Linked DNA regions of Homo sapiens: region 2 is linked to region 1. A link is a loop called in an ENCODE intact Hi-C map of the cell type or tissue named here. Cell type or tissue: A673. All regions are shown on one strand. Each heading gives the region's core, and the rest is flanking DNA. Links, peaks and the distances in the headings are about the cores only.

Evidence for each region. Hi-C counts contacts between places; a loop is a spot of excess contacts. Peaks named below come from ENCODE experiments on the same cell type or tissue, not always from the same donor. Only the 100,000 strongest peaks of a DNase experiment are listed, where the experiment ranks them.
Region 2: a loop joins it to region 1, with 5 times the contacts of the local background. A loop is called at or near these places in 29 of 110 quality-filtered maps.

Annotation. Positions count from the first base shown.
Region 1 is chr5:102,968,922-102,974,311 of GRCh38, forward strand. PAM (peptidylglycine alpha-amidating monooxygenase) reads left to right here. Exons shown (of 26, transcript NM_001177306.2): 15 at 5,195-5,390. Among named protein-coding and RNA genes, the nearest start is that of GIN1, 150 kb to the right of the region's middle. In A673, for the core only: CTCF peaks have their summits at 2,966 (motif pointing left) and 3,170; a DNase peak (open chromatin) is centred at 2,970; H3K27ac peaks cover 1,276 bases.
Region 2 is chr5:102,679,030-102,684,419 of GRCh38, forward strand. All of the region lies in intron 2 of LOC105379104 (a long non-coding RNA gene), which reads left to right. Among named protein-coding and RNA genes, the nearest start is that of LINC00491, 10 kb to the left of the region's middle. In A673, for the core only: CTCF peaks have their summits at 2,535 (motif pointing right) and 2,742; a DNase peak (open chromatin) is centred at 2,572.

The DNA.
Region 1 (5,390 bases), core at 117-5,116:
AGTTCATGTCCTTTGCAGGGATATGGATGAAGCTGGAAATATCATTCTCAGCAAACTAACACAGGAACAGAAAACCAAACACTGCATGTTCTCACTCATAAGTGGGAGGTGAACAATGAGAACACTTGGGAACAGGGAGGGGAACATCACACACCAGTGCCTGTCGGGGGGTAGGGGGCTAGGGGAGGGATAGCATTAGGAGGAATACCTAATGTAGATGATGGGTTGATGGGTGCAGCAAACAACCATGGCACGTGGATACCTATGTAACAAACCTGCACATTCTGCACATGTATCCCAGAACTTAAAGTATAATAAAAAATGCCACAAATCAAAATCAAAGTTAGTCCAGTGGAAAAAAAAAAAAAGAAAAGAAAATACCACTCAGAAATATATAGCTGAACAGAGCTGTGGAAAAGGTAGCTATGGGGATATAACCCAGGAGTGTCCAAGGTGGGTAGGGTGCCATCAATCACACATCAGTTCCGTAGAGGTAGAGCCACTTTTAATACCATCCTAGACAGATTTTGTCATCCAGAGCAGAGATGGGGGTCCTTTCTGAGGAAGGAGAAGAGTCTTTCACTATGACAATCAAAAGATAAGATTCCCAAATGAGTACTGGTGGTAAGGAGGGAAAAGTTGATGTTGCAAATCAGCCTAGGTTGGACCTTGTGATTCACTGGTTAGAGAGAGAAGAACACAGTTTTCTGAGTTGATTTACTCAAAAAAGTGTCATCACTAAGAGAGACACTATTAAAAGGTTAAAATATGGCGAGAAGATTAAGAGCTCCATTTTAGACATTTTAAGTTCAAATGAGACAGACAGACATCCAAGTGGGATTTTCCAGAAGACAGTTTTGTAACACCAGTTTGGTGTTAGGAGAGCTCCAGGCTTGGTAGTCATGTGCCTGGAGGTGGTAGCTTAAGTTTTGTAAGTGACTGAGATCACTTAGTAGGAAGAGGCTTTAGCCAGGGGAAAAATGTTTCAGGGACAGACTTCCCAAAACACCAGCGTTTTTTACATGATGGACGGTAAAAAGAGGAAGCACAGATGATAGGTGGAGAAGACCTGTAAAGAACAACATTATAAGGAGAGAGGTTCTGAAGGGAACTTTCAACAGGGCTACAGCCTCCCAGTAGATCAAAATAAAGAGTCTATTAGCATTGGCAATTAGGATCCCTTACCTCTTGGAGAAGTCATACAACGGTGAAATAGGAAGTGGAAAGAAATGCATCCAATTTAGGGAGGGAAAAGGATGTAAGGAAGAATGAATCAGCAAGTAGCCCTGCACCATCCAATATGGTAAACACTAGGTGAAAATATTTATGTTTTGAATATAAATTAATTCAAAGTAAAAAATTAAAAATTAAGTTTCTCAGGTGCACTAGCCATTTACAAAGTACTCAGCCCCATGTGTCTGTCTAGCAGCTATTAGGTTGGACAGTGCAGACATAGATTACATCCATTATTACAGAAAATTCTTTTGGACAGTGTTGGAGCTTGTAAAGGAAGAGAGAAGATGGAAAAGCCTGAAGGATATGTTATGTTAGAGGAGAGTCTCTCCCCACCTCCACAACAACTCAAGCCCTAAGTGAGTGTATGTATAGCCTGTGAGTCAGATATGAGGTAAAGAAGTTGTATTTATTAATAAAAAAGAAAAGAGAGAAGACAGGAGAGGCTTTAGGGAATTCTGGAGGAATGGCATTCAGAACAGTGGAGTAGAGAGAGTTCTTTTTCCAAAGATACGCTAAAAGAGATGGAGAAGGTACAGATACAGCCTCCTTTGGCAAAGCCAGTAACCAATTAGCTGTAGTAGCCACAGTGACTTATTAAGAAAATAGAGGGCTAGGAACCTAAAAGGGCTTTTTTTTTAATTTTATTTTTTTTACTTATTTATTTTTTGAGACTGAGTCTCACTCTGTCTCCCGGGCTGGAGTGCAGTGGCGTGATCTCAGCTCACTGCAAACTCTGCCTCTGGGGTTCAAGCAATTCTCGTGCCTCCGCCTCCTAAGTAGCTGGGATTACAGGTGCCCACCACCACACCTGGCTAATTTTTGTATTTTTAGTAGAGATGGGGTTTCACCACGTAGGCCAGGCTGTTCTCAAACTCCTGACCTCAAGTAATCCGCCCGCCTTGGCTTCCCAGTGCTGGGATTACAGGCATGAGCCACCGTGCCCAGTCCTAAAAGGGCTTTTTGTTTTCTATTACAAAAATCCAAATGTTTGACTGGAAAAAGGAGCTGATTTTTAAAATATTATATAAACCACAGGTTGAAGCAGATGCATGTTGCAATTAGTTTGTTTTTTCAGTCAGTAATTATAATAGCTATAATTTAGTGACACCTACTTTATGATATGTACTGGACTGGGTATTTTAATATTAGCTGTCTTCTTTAAATCTACAAAGTAATTTCTAAAGGTTATTGTCACTATCTTTATTAAGTTAAGTAGAATTTACTTAAAGGCACAAAGTAGAATTATTTCTTAGGGGCACAGAAATAGGGTTTGATGTGTATTTGAATTGAGGAGTTGCCATACAGGGAAAGACCAGAGTGCTATAGGTGCACCCAGCAGAGACCCCTGAGTTGAATTGTCAAGAAAGGCTTTTTTGATGTGACACCTAAGATCTGAAAGTTGAGGAGCTAGTTTATTAGTGGGGAGGGAGTGGTCCAGGCAGAAGAAACAATATCTTCTTAGAGTTGATATTCAAGGAAATGAAAAGCCAATATGAGTGGAACATAAACTGAAAAGAAAAAGGAAACATTGAGAGATGACACAGGGGTCAGGACCACCAACTTGCTTTATTTATGTTCTACTCCATCTGTTATATTCATTAGATGTATTTTCTAAATAAACATCTTAATGTGACTAAGAAAATTGGTTAACATTTCAGGATTCCATATTATATCTAGTACACTAGAAGAGGAAAAAACTCTTTCTGGTTTGCACATAGGAATGTAAGAGATAGCCATCTAGTGGTCTCTCTCTCATGTAACAAGATGTTTGTACAGATTCTGCTCTGAAACTTTATTCTGGCAAGGCCTGTGCAACTGTGTGCAGCCAAGCCTGTTGCATTATTTTAACAATTTTTGCTTTCCTAACCCAATAACAATTTTAAATGATAAATTCACATGAACTGGAGTGCTCTACCTTTGGTATTTTATCACAGCTTTTAGATTTCCTCTTACAAACCTGAATGACTATGCATAGTTCTGAACCTGTCTTCCTCCATCAAGATTACCCTAAACACAGAGGTTGCAGTGAGCCAAGATTGTGCCACTGTACTCCAGCCTGAGCGAAAGAGAGAGACCCTGTCTCAATAACAATAATAGCTTAAACATATGGATTCAAGTTTTTATTTAATTTTAATTTTTTTTGAGATGAGGTCTGTCTCTGTCACTCAGGCTGGAGTACCGTGGCGTGATCATAGCTCACTGCAGCCTTGAACTCCTGAGCTCAAGCAGTCCTCCCACTTTAGCCTCCCAAGTGGTGAGGACTATAATTGAATGCCACCACACCCAGCTAATTTTTTTATTTCTTAGAGAGATAGGGTCTCACTCTGTTGCCCAGGCTGGTCTCGAGCTCCTGGGCTCAAGCGATCCTCCTGCCTGGGCCTCCCAAAGTGCTGGGATTACAAATGTAAGCCTCCACTCCCAGCCTCAAGTTTTTAAATAATGGTTTATCTCTCCCTGAAATACTCTTGTATTTTATTTCCTAAATAAGACGTTTCATTGTACAAGCATATGAAACTATTTATATTTAATGTGTGGTACACGAGAATTTAGCAGTAATGAACTGTATTAATTTTTCTTCTGTGAGGCAGAATGCCACTGTGCCCTAACAGATTTGGTTGACTTATAATTTGCTTTGTTTATTTTACTGAGATTGGCCCTATTACTTGGTAATTATTTTCTGATTGAAGATTTCACCTGGGATAAGCTGATTTCACTGGCAAGAATTGAAAACCTACTTTGAAACATTAAACCAAGACTATTTGTAAACATGACAGAATCTCTTAGCATCATTTTGGAAAGACTTCATCTCCCCTTGCACCACTTTCTTAATAATATATTCTTCAGTGAAATACATCATGGCTAAACCAGTTATCATTTTCATTTCCTAATGGTCATGAAAAGAGATTTTATAAATGTTTTCTAATTGTGCTGTAAATGTAATTAAAACGTAAGCAACAGGACTCCATAGTCGTAAGTAATTTCATCATTAGCAGCACCTAGTATAGGATGAGGAAAAGGAAGAACTGGTGGTTGCCCTTGGGTTTGGTGTAGGAGAGCAGATTTGTGTTTTCATTGAGAATATGTTTACCATTCACACAGTTGATATAAATGGATTTGAAGTCATCGTGGAAATGATGAGGGTTAAAATACTTCATGAACTTTCTGTAGTCATATTTTGTATATGTGATAATATTTTACAAATAATTTGCTTTCATAGAATTGGAGTCTCATACCCAAGTTTACTCCTTAATACAGGAAGGCATAGAATGCATTTTAGTGATGAATCACCCTAATGATATCAGTTTATTAAAATCTTTTCCTTTGTTTGAAGCTGATTTAAAAGTATCCTTTGCTCAAAAAATTATTTTTCTCACTTGCTCATTTTTTGTTTAAGAGGAACAACTAGAGCTTACAGTAGCACTGCTAACAAAATAATAATAAAATTTAGGTTTCCCAGTTGTCAAATGGATACGTATTTACTTGTGTTTTACAGGAAATGTATATTTCCTGCTCAAGAAATGTATATTTCATTTCTTGTGGCTTGCACTTCAATAGGTTTTAAAGGACAACTGCAAAGAGTTTCTTGTGCAGATAGCTGTTATCTAATGTAGCTATTGATGATATTTTATTTTAGAAATCTGATGAGCTCTTAATTTCCGTATCAAACTATACTTTGAAAACCATTTATTGAAATGTGCCATGCAATTACATAAGCATTATTTTTTCTACTAATATGTCAATAGATGTTATACATAAAGAAATAGATGATATATGAAATAAAGTATTTCATCGGTCTAGGAATTTTTCTTTTTTTTCCTCCTATGCTTAAAAGTCTGAGTGCAAACTTCTCTCTTATTTATTATGAGAAATGAGTAGATATTTTTTAAAGCACCAAATTTTGTAAATTTTGCAATCTTATCTACCCTCCACGCCCTTATCTCTTCTCTTTTTTCCACAGGTGATTTCTATTCACTACTTTCCAAGCTGCTAGGAGAAAGGGAAGATGTTGTTCATGTGCACAAATATAATCCTACAGAAAAGGCAGAATCAGAGTCAGACCTGGTAGCTGAGATTGCAAATGTAGTCCAAAAAAAGGATCTTGGTCGATCTGATGCCAGAGAGGGTGCAGAACATGAGAGGGGTAATGCTATTCT
Region 2 (5,390 bases), core at 71-5,070, 290 kb before region 1:
TATATGGACGCCCAGTAAATGTCAATTTCACTTTCCTTATCTCCAAAATACTTTAGTAATATGCCTTTAATTGTAATTTTGACCTTGCATTTTACATAAACCCCTAAGTCTGAGGTACTTTTACAATTTGGATACCAATCTTTCCAATAAAGTTGACTGCTATCTCTTCTGTGTAATTTCAACAGCAACAGAAAGTCCCCCTGACTTTAAAAGCATTTCTGTTTGCTCTGCTCATGCCTGAAGCTTCTTTTACCAAGAATAAAGGCATTTATTCTATAATTATAGATAAACTAAAAATATAAATTCCCTGTAGAGAGATAACACCATGACTTAAATTCACACCAGCTTTTAGAGGACTGATAACAGAGAGTTTTCTTTGATTAATTGGGGGAGAGCAGAGGTGAACATGCAGGAGAAGTGCAATGTGGTAACCTGGGCCGGAAGAGAGTCCACAGAGGGAGGAAAATGATCTCAAAATAAGGACAAAGTCAAAGACAATTTTCAACAACCACACAAGTTTTTTCTCCAGACCAGACCCTGCAAAAGGAGATATGATTGACATCACAATGGCTTTTTCAGAAAACAACTTTTTGTCTAATAGTGGTAGAGAATCCAGTTTAAATTACAGGTGTACATTACTGATCAGACCAAGGCATTTATATGATTGGAGATGGTAACACTAGACATATGTCCACAGTGGGATAGACTCTGCTCACAGGCGCTGCTGGTAGGTAGAGCGGTGTGTGTCTTTAACATTCACTTGGTGTTATCACTTGATGTTTCCAGACCTGATTTCCCCATGGTTTGAGGAATAAATAAACTATTGAGAGTAATTTAAAGAGAAGCCACAGAAAGTATTAAGTATCAAGGTTTTCAAACCAATTGGTGTTTCTAACCCCTTACCCTATGGAATGGCTAGGGGTTCCACTGGATGCTCTAAAATTATTCTGGACACACCAAGCAGTCAACAACAACAACAAAGAAACAAAGGGAGGAAGAGTTTTTTTCTGTTTTCAGCCCAACATCAATGGCTCTTTGTGTCATGCTTCAGCCCAAGACACATAACCCGCTGCTTTTGTCAGGTCCATAGCCTAGTGGGAAAATATCAGGTGATTTAAGCAAATTCTGAAAGCACCAAACTGTCAGACTTGAGTATTTATGGTCTTTGATTGCAAACTTACAAAGAACAGAGACCATGTATATATTCTGAACCAGCATCCTATGCATATACAGGGATTATTAAACGATAATATTTTATTGTAGAAGGCATTTAAATGTCCTCTCTGACTGTCAGGCTAAGGTACTTAAACTGTAATGCACATTTTGTCTTCATTCTGAAGTCAGTGCCTTCCTGGTGGTAAAATATTCTTCCTCATACCTCCCTCACTGAAGTTAATAAAACCTTAGTCGTCCTTTAGAACGAGGCTAAATACAATTTCGTCTTAAAGCATTTCTCTGGTTATTCTGGGCAACACTTAAACTTCTTTTATAATTAAAGACAGTATGATGAGCTAGTACTTTACATTCTCATTTTTTTCCCTTGTGTTAGTCTTGATTTTAGAACCTTTTCCTCAGCTGTGTTGTCAGTTCACACGGTGAGGACCATGCCTTATCATTCTGATACCAAGCCCATTTCCATTTATTCTTATCTCATGGTATATGATTTTTTAAAGTAATTTGATTAATTGAAATTTTGTTAGATTATTAAAATCCACATGTCACCATTTGTTAGAGACACAATATTGTGTCGCCCCAAAATTCATATTTTGAAACTCTAACCCCCCAGTGTGACTACATTCGGAGACAGGGCCTGTGAGGAGCTAGGAAAAGTTAAATGAAGTTGTAAGGGTGAGACCCTTATCTGATAGGACTGATGTCCTTATAAACGGAAAAAACACTGGAGCACTTCCTCTTCACCATATGCGCGAAGGTGGCCATCTGCAAGTCAGAAAGAGAACCCTCACCAGAAACAGACCCTGTTGATCCTTGATGTGGGAACTTTTAGCCTTCAGAACTGTCAGAAAATAAATTTCTGTTTTTTAAGCTACTTAGACTCTAGTCTATGATATTTTGTTATGGTAGCCTAAGCCTACTAATACATCACTAAAATCTTAAAAAAAAAAACGCCTGATTCAAGGAAGCAATATGCAAATCCAATAGACATGTTTTCAATTTAGAGAACGAACTGTGTTCACAGCCATAAGAAGTCCATTTTTTGTTTTAATAGTGCAAAGAAATAAAACATTTGCACAATTCTAGTGGAAACTTTTGCCTTGCACTTTCGGCAATGTAGTGGCAATCTTAGAAAAAGACCATAAAAAGAACTAAATAAATTCCTTATAAATTTAGAATGAAAAACGAAGTCAAAATAAATATTTTAAAAACAAAACCACTAATTTTAAAGTAATAAAAATCACTACATAATAGTTGCTTTGCTTAAAAACAACTTTATAGTAAAGCTCCTGTAAGCAGTGCCTCTCAGATGCTGGCATTAATCAACAAAGTCTAAGATTGCATTGGAGCCCCTAGCTTAACAGTTTTTGGCCACCAATAGGGGGCAGCAAGGCACACCAGATCCCTCAGTGACACTTGAGGGAGGCTTGCCAGGTTAGCTAGGAAGTGTCTAGGAGGCATGGCAACATCAGATATGCAGAAAAAGAAATCCATACATCAGATAAGGCACTAGTAGGAGGAGATAGTGAGAATACACAGATCAAAATTTCATTCACGCCAATGGAAAGCATGGAGTGGAACTGAGATGTTTATGCTTCTAGAAATCGTATGTGTCAGCATCTCTTAATTCTACTAAATCTGACAAAATCATCCATAATGTTTAGAATTCTTCTGTCCTGATTTCTCATAGTTAAAACTAAGTGCTTTTTCTTTTTCTTCTACTCAATTCCTTTAAGCCTGCATGGAAAGTAGCTCCACAACATCTTAAAGAGTACATTGGCCTATAATAAAGGGTAGGTTGACTGTTTTTCTCCCCAGAAAAGAGAAGAATTTTCAGTATTCCATAATTGCAGAAAAATACTTTGGTCCAAAAGTAGACTAGTCTTGCCTATCAGAATGTGCCCAGAGAGCTAGGTCCTGAAAGCAATTAAACCTAGTTCTAAAAGATCTTGAGCATAAGAAAATTGGAACTGTTTGTTTAATTCCTTACTAGATATTACATTGACATGCCTTTAGAGTTACTATGCATTTGATAAATATAGGAAAAGACAGTAAATATTTTGCTGATTAGTCAAAAATATATGGGCTGATAGATTGATTTCCTCACTTCAGCCACAAAGTAAAGAACTTCCAGCCTTCCCAATTTATAGAGCAAATTTTAGAATGTTTCTGTGCAGAATGTTTTACAGAGAGTGATAACGAAAAGGAGCTCAGAGCTTATTTTCTGTAGGATGTATGTACAGCTCTGACTCAGACCTAAGTATGGAATAGAACACTCCTTGCTCTTTCTCCACTGAGCAAAGTCCAAATGTTGATCATGTTAGAAGAATCAACTTCTTCTAACGCAGGTGGGCACCATCCAATCTAATCTGTTGAGAATGAGAATTAACAAATTGGCAGAGGAAAGGCAAATGTGCTCTCTCTCCTTAAACTGGGACATTCATTTTCTCCTGCCCTCAGACATCAGTGCGCCTGGTTTTTGGATCTTCAAACTCAAACTGGGACTTATGCCATTGGCTCACCTGGTTCTGAGGCCTCTGGTTTTGGACCAGACCTATACCACTGGCTTTCTTGTCCTCCAGCTTACAGACAAGACAGCAGATTCTGGAACTTAGCCTCCATACTTGTGTGAGCCAATTCCTCGTAATAAATCTTTGTCTATCTGTTTGTATATCTACGTACCTATCCCATTATTTGTTTCTCTGGAGAACCCTGAATAATACAAATATGCTACCTTTTCTGATTTCTTTTTTCTTTTTTTTTTTTTTTTGGTAGAAGGAAGGGCTTTATTCAGCTGGGAACATCAGTAAGCTACTGCCTTAAAATCCGAGCTCCCCGAGTGCACAATTTCTGTCCCTTTTAAGGGCTCACAACACTAAAGATTTCACATGAAAGGGTCGTGATTGATTTATTATTATTATTATTATACTTAAAGTTTTAGGGTACATGTGCACAACATGCAGATTTGTTATATATGTATACATGTGCCATGTTGATGTGCTGCACCCATTAACTGGTCATTTAGCATTAGGTATATCTCCTAATGCTATCCCTCCCCCCTCCCCCCACCCCACAACAGTCCCCGTTGTGTGATGTTCCCCTTCCTGTGTCCATGTGTTCTCATTGTTCAATTCCCAACTATGAGTGAGAACATGCGGTGTTTGGTTTTTTGTTCTTGCGAGAGTTTGCTGAGAATGATAGTTTCCGGCTTCATCCATGTCCCTAAAAAGGACATGAACTCATCACTTTTTATGGCTGCATAGTATTCCATGGTGTATATGTGCCACATTTTCTTAATCCAGTCTATCATTGTTGGACATTTGGATTGGTTCCAAGTCTTTGCTATTGTGAATAGTGCCGCAATAAATATACCTGTGCATGTGTCTTTATAGCAGCATGATTTATAATCCTTTGGGTATATACCCAGTAATGGGATGGCTGGGTCAAATGGTATTTCTAGTTCTAGATCCCTGAGGAATCGCCACACTGACTTCCACAATGGTTGAACTAGTTTACAGTCCCACCAACAGTGTAAAAGTGTTCCTATTTCTCCACATCCTCTCCAGCACCTGTTGTTTCCTCACTTTTTAATGATTGCCATTCTAACTGGTGTGAGATGGTATCTCATTGTGGTTTTGATTTGCATTTCTCTGATGGCCAGTGATGGTGAGCATTTTTTCATGTGTTTTTTGGCTGCATAAATGTCTTCTTTTGAGAAGTGTCTGTTCATATCCTTCGCCCACTTTTTGATGGGGTTGTTTGTTTTTTTCTTGTAAATTTGTTTGAGTTCATTGTAGATTCTGGATATTAGCCCTTTGTCAGATGAGTAGGTTGCAAAAATTTTCTCCCACTCTGTAGGTTGCCTGTTCACTCTGATGGTAGTTTCTTTTGCTGTGCAGAAGCTCTTTAGTTTAATTAGATCCCATTTGTCAATTTTATCTTTTGTTGCCATTGCTTTTGGTGTTTTAGACATGAAGTCCTTGCCCATGCCTATGTCCTGAATGGTATTGCCTAGGTTTTCTTCTGGGGTTTTTATGGTTTTAGGTCTAACATGTAAGTCTTTAATCCATCTTGAATTAATTTTTGTATAAGGTGTAAGGAAGGGATCCAGTTTCAGCTTTCTACATATGGCTAGCCAGTTTTCCCAGCACCATTTATTAAATAGGGAATCCTTTCCCAATTGCTTGTTTTTCTCAGGTTTGTCAAAGATCAGATAG